2 separate regions of the Homo sapiens genome follow, and region 1 is linked to region 2. Evidence: read pairs that join two places in POLR2A ChIA-PET (ENCODE). Cell type or tissue: CD4-positive, alpha-beta T cell. All regions are shown on one strand. Each heading gives the region's core, and the rest is flanking DNA. Links, peaks and the distances in the headings are about the cores only.

Region 1 (2,909 bases), core at 258-2,757, 200 kb before region 2:
GCTGCCTCCTTGTGGAAGCCAGGGGAACTGCGGAGGCCGAGGGCTGGTGGGGAATCTGGCGGGCCGGGCTCTGGCTGGGGTGAGATGGAGGCCAACCCCAGGTCCCGCCTCCCCAGACGCTGAGTCCCCGCGAGCTCTGGCACCTGGTGCATCAGTGCTACGGCTCAGAGCTGGGCCTCACCAGTGAGGATGAGGACTATGTCTCCCCCTTGCAGCTGAACGGTCTGGGGTGAGTTGGAGGTCAAAGGAGGTTGAAGGGTTCGGGGGAGAACAGGACGGTCGGCGTGCAGAGTTCCTGGAGTGCTGGGGGGCCTGAGATGGTTGTATGACGTCTGGAGGATTCAGGAGGGTGTATGGGGTCTCAAGGACACAGCAGTCCCGCTTCCTCCCCTTTCCCACAGGACCCCCAAGGAAGTGGGAGATGTGATCGCCCTGAGCGACATCACCTCCTCGGGGGCAGCTGACCGCAGCCAGGAGCCAAGCCCAGTGGGTTCGCGCCGTGGCCATGTCACGCCCAACCTTTCCCGAGCCAGCAGCGACGCAGACCATGGGGTGAGCGGTGGGTTGGAAGAGGGGTGGGATACTGATAGGAAGAGAGAGGAGGGCTGGGGGTGCAGTGGGAGAAGAACAGCCTGACAGATTTGGAGGGGAATGGATAGGGGGACAGGGGAGGCCTGGATGGAGGAACAGGACAGGGAGGGGAAGACGGACATGTGACAGGGAAAGAGAGACAGGGAAGAGAGGGGACAGACAGAAAGGATGAGAGACAGAAGGGATGGGAGATGGGTGGATAGATGAAGCAGCAGACAGACAGACGGACAGGACAGGTAAGAAAGCTTATGGCTCAGGCATCTGAGACAAGCCTGGCAGGGGCTGAGAGGGGCCCTCATCTGGGTGGCCCCAGGCTGCTCGCAGCTCAGCCGTGAGCCCTCGGTGCACACACCACCCCGGGTCTGCACAGGCTCTGGAATCCTTGTGGCCAGTGTGGACTTGGGAGCCCTGGGGCTGGGATGGAGGTGGCCAAGGCTGCATCGGGCCTTTCTCCACAGGCAGAGGAGGACAAGGAGGAGCAGGTAGACAGCCAGCCAGACGCCTCCTCCAGCCAGACAGTGACCCCGGTGGCTGAACCCCCGAGCACAGAGCCCACCCAGCCTGACGGGCCCACCACCCTGGGCCCCTTGGATCTGCTGCCCAGTGAGGAGCTATTGACAGACACAAGTAACTCCTCTTCATCCACTGGGGAGGAAGGTGAGGCAGGCGGGCCCAATTCATTCGCCTCCGGTACTTGCAAGCCTCGCTCAGTCTTAAGCAAGAGGGGATGGATTCGCCCGCAGCACTGAGAATCCAGGGGCAGGCGGGATGGCGTTCAGGCGCTGTTGCTAGAAATCTCTGTCTTTACTCTGTTTTGAAGGCAGCATGGCAGGGTGAACACAAGCACAGACTGAAGGCAGCTTGCCGCGGTTCACATCCTGGTCACACCACTTCCTGACCATGTCACGTGGGCAAATTATGTAACTTCTCTGAGCTTGCTTTCCTCCTCTGAAAATGGGGTTAACAATGATAATACCCACTTCATAGGATTGTTGTTAAGAGACTATAAATGAGGCTGGGTGTGATGGCTCACACCTGTAATCCCAGCACTTTGGGAGGCCAAGGTAGGAAGGATTGCTAGAGGCCAAGAGTTGGAGAACAGCCTGGGCAGCAAAGCAAGACCCCGTTTTGTACAAAAAAGAAAAAAAAGAAAAAACTAGGTGTGGTGGTGCACACCTATAGTACCAGCTACTTGGCAGACCAAGGCAAGAGGATCACATGAGGCCAAGAGTTTGAGACAAGCCTGGGCAACATAGTGAGACCCCTGTCTTTACAAAAAATTTAAAAATTAGCCAGGCATGGGGTCATGCACCCTATGTAGTCTCAGCTACTGGGGAGGCTGAGGCAGGAGGATCGCTTGAGCCCAGGAGTTGGAGGCTGCAGTGAGCTATGATTGCACCACTGCACTTCGGCCTGAGCAACAGAGCGAGACCCTGTCTCTAAAACGAACAAAGGGAGAGAATTAAGTGATTTCATACATTTAAAGCACTTGGGCCAGTTAGTAAGCATTGACTATTAGTATTTCTATTATCATTATTGTATTCATTTTCTCTCTCCACTAATTTTCAGCTAGCCTCTATTCTTGTCTCTTATGGGGCAGAGATGGCCTCAGCCCTGCCCCAGACCAGCCCAATGAGAGAGAGCAGCCTATTTTTCCTAGTGTCTACAGCGGACACCCTAGGGTTGGCTCTGATTGGGCCAACTTGAGAGTGTGCCTGCCCCTGAACCAATCACTGTGGTTGATCGGATAGACCTGGGCCACCCACTCACCCCTGAACCAATTGCTGTGCCCCTAGGTTGATGCTCCCAGGAGGCGTGCTATCTGGTAATGAATCCCTGTGATTTAAATCTCAGGGCCTAGGTGTGTTCTCCACCCAGAACCAAGCACAGTGGCTGTCTGTCTGGGCCTGGAGCACGTGCCCACCCTCAACCCATCCCTGAGTCACAGGAGGGCTCTGTGTCAGTGTCCAGCTGTGCTCCAGGAGGTGGGGTCCGCCCATGCACACTACAAGGCCTGGGAGTGGGGAGGCGTGGCCCGCAGAGGGAGGGAGGAGTGGAGGCAGTCATCATCCTCGGCTCTCCTCTGTCTCCAGCGGACTTGGCTGCCCTGCTTCCCGACCTCTCCGGCCGCCTCCTCATCAACTCTGTCTTCCATGTGGGCGCTGAGCGGCTCCAGCAGATGCTCTTCTCGGACTCGCCCTTCCTCCAGGGCTTCCTACAGCAGTGCAAGTTCACAGGTCAGCGGGCGCATGAAGGAGAGGCTGAGGTTACCCAGGTGCAGGGGAGGGGTGAGGAAGGGTAGCCCAGGACAGGGGAAG
Region 2 (2,909 bases), core at 196-2,695:
CTCCCAAAGTGCTGGGATTACAGGCATGAGCCACCACGCCTGGCCGCAATGAGGTATTTTTTTGTTTTTTTGTTTTTGTTTTTGTTTTTTTTCAATTCTAGCCGCCAATCACAAAATTTAACTAAGGTCCCTCCCAGCACACACCTGTCATCCATCCTGAAAATTTAAAGTAAAGGTATAAAAATATCAAAACCATGATTGCCTTTGGGGATGGAGTGGAGGTGGGGATTATCTGGGAAGGGGCATAAGGGGATTTTGCAGGGGTCACGGAGATGTTCTTTATCTTAACAGGGGCTTGTAGTCTAAAGCAGAAGCGTATACTTATTACATAAGTGCATTCATTGGTCAAAACTCAGCAAATGGAGATGGGAACAGTGGCTCATGCCTGTAATCTCAGCTACTGAGGAGGCTGATGCATGGGGATCACTTGAGGCCAGGAGGTCAAGACCAGTCTGTGCAACACAGAAAGACCTTATCTCTTTTAAAAAAAAAATTGTTTTAATTCCCCAGGCATAGAACTCACCCTGTGGAGAAAAAAAAAAAAAATTAGCCAGGCGTGGTGGCATATTTCTGTAGTACCAGTTACTTTCAAGGCTGAGGCAGAAGGATCGCTTGAGCCCAGGAGGTCAAGGCTGCAGTAAACTATGATCACACCACTGCACTCCAGTCTGGGGTACAGAGTGGGAGCGCATCTCTAAATAATAATGACAATACTAAGAAATTCAGCAAATGGATGTTTCATATGTGTGCATTTCATTGCATGCAAATTTATAAAATCTCAAAGATAACTGCAAACATTGAACTCCAGTTGGTGATATGAATCCTGAAATGTTTAAGGGTAAAGAGTACTGATGTCTGCTTTAAAATTCTTTAACCTTCTTTAAAAATACATTTTTAAAAAATCAGATGACTTGATAGAGGAATGGACTGATAGATATGTAATAAAGTAAATACAGAAAAATGTTAACAATTGTAGAATCTAGATGATGGGGCCAGGTGCGGTGGCTCACGCCTGTAATCCCAGCACTTTGGGAAGCTGAGGCAGGTGGATCGATCACCTGAGGTCAGGAGTTTGAGACCAGCCTGGCCAACATGGTGAAACACCATCTCTACCAAAAATACAAAAATTAGCCAGGCGTGACAGCGCATGCTTGTAATCCCAGCTACTCAGGAGAATCACTTGAACCCGGGAGGCAGAGGTTGCAGTGATCTGAGATCATATCACTGCACTCCAGCCCGGGTGACAGAGTGAGACTCCGTGTCAAAAAATAAAATAAAATAAAATAAAATAAAATAAAAGTGATGATGATCATAGTTATGAACAACAGTGAGAGTTCACACACTGCCTGTACTGTGGGCAAAGCCCGTTCTCAGTGCTTCGTGTGAATGAATTTGTTCACTCCTCACTACAACCTTCTGAGATAGATACTGTTATTCTCATTCACAGATGTGGACCCTGAGACCAGGGAGGTTGCGTGGCATCATTACATCAGAAGGGGAGTGGTCTGAATCCACTCCTCCCCTTCCAGGGCAGGAAGTCAACAGAGAAGGGCTCTGTGGTAACGTTGACAATCACAAATCAGTGGCATAAACATCTCCTTAAGACATGCAGAGGCAGCTGGGCGTGGTGGCCCACGCCTGTAATCCCACCATGTGGGAGGCCAACGTGGGAGGATCACTTGAGGTTAGGAGTTTGAGACCAGCCTGGGCCACATAGTGAGACCCTGTCTCTACAAAAAAAAAAAAATTAAAAATTAGGTGGGCACGGTGGCTCATGCCTGTAATCCCAGCACTTTGGGAGGCTGAGGCAGGTGGATCACCTGAGGTCAGGAGTTCGAGACCAGCCTGGACAACGTGGTGAAATCCTGTCTTTATTAAAAATACAAAAATTAACCAGGCATGGTGGCAGGTACCTGTAATCCCAGTTACTCAGGAAGCTGAGACAGGAGAATCGCTTGAACCATGGGAGACAGAGATTGCAGTGAGCCGAGATCGCGCCAGTGCACTCCAGCCTGGACGACAAGAGCGAAACTCTGTCTCAATGAAAAAATAAATAAATAAATAAAATTAAAAATTAGCAGGGCATGGTGGTGCATGCCTGTAGTCCTAGCTACTCAGGAGGCTGAGGTGGGAGGATTGTTTGAGCCCAGGAGTTCAAGGCTTCAGTGAGCTATGATTGCACAACTGCACTCCAGCCTGGGCAACAGAACAAGACCCTGTCTCTGAAAAAAAAAAAAAAATGTGGAAATTGTGAGAGACACATGACAACAGAAATGTGACTACTGCTTGCCTCTGGAGGAAGGAAGAGGTGGTGGAGGAGAGATAGGTGGCTGGACACTGTGGCAACACCAGCATACCAGGGGCTGGGAGTGGGGGGCAGTCAGGACATGAGGCCAGAAGCTGTGAATCTTGGAATCTGCAGAGTGCCCCTTATGAGACCCCAAGCATTCATGTAAGCGTCCATGCCCCCACTGATGATATCTGGGCAGAGAGGCAATAAAATCAGAGTTGTTGATCAAGATTTGGAGGCTGCGGTTGGAGGCCGGACATCCTGCCTGCAGGGCAGGCTTCAGCTTGGAAGCTTGCGGCCCAGAACAGTCCCCGTGGGCACACCCAGGCAGAGGGTTTTGCTAGGTGTCTGACCCAGCTTCCAAAGCCAGGGTCTAATAACAACAGCGCCACCAACAACAGGAAACATTTGTGACGCACATGCTGCCAAAGCACTGTTCTAAGCACTCCTTACAGTTTAATCCTCCCAACAATAAGAATGAGGTAGGTACCAGTGCTAACCCCATTTTACATAGGGGGAAACTTAGGCACAGAGAGGAGACCCCATGAAAGGCAATGGGGACACCTCCAGGAACCTCCCACCAAAAAAGATCACTGCAGAGTAAGGACAAATCGAACAT

Evidence for each region. ChIA-PET counts read pairs that join two places held together with the same protein. Peaks named below come from ENCODE experiments on the same cell type or tissue, not always from the same donor. Only the 100,000 strongest peaks of a DNase experiment are listed, where the experiment ranks them.
Region 1: POLR2A ChIA-PET joins it to region 2 with 11 read pairs; 4 of 35 experiments call an interaction of 5 or more read pairs at or near these places.

The regions. Positions count from the first base shown.
Region 1 is chr19:35,013,140-35,016,048 of GRCh38, forward strand. It overlaps GRAMD1A (GRAM domain containing 1A), which reads left to right. Exons shown (of 20, transcript NM_020895.5): 8 at 117-229; 9 at 402-552; 10 at 1,050-1,248; 11 at 2,685-2,828. Among named protein-coding and RNA genes, the nearest start is that of GRAMD1A, 14 kb to the left of the region's middle. In CD4-positive, alpha-beta T cell, for the core only: no CTCF peak of the experiment used is centred there; a DNase peak (open chromatin) is centred at 1,482; H3K4me3 peaks cover 1,334 bases; H3K27ac peaks cover 2,416 bases.
Region 2 is chr19:35,209,426-35,212,334 of GRCh38, forward strand. The region is part of intron 2 of LOC105372379 (a long non-coding RNA gene); the gene reads left to right. Among named protein-coding and RNA genes, the nearest start is that of FAM187B, 18 kb to the right of the region's middle. RefSeq lists an enhancer at 2,252-2,909. In CD4-positive, alpha-beta T cell, for the core only: no CTCF peak of the experiment used is centred there; DNase peaks (open chromatin) are centred at 1,516, 1,996 and 2,626; H3K27ac peaks cover 2,281 bases.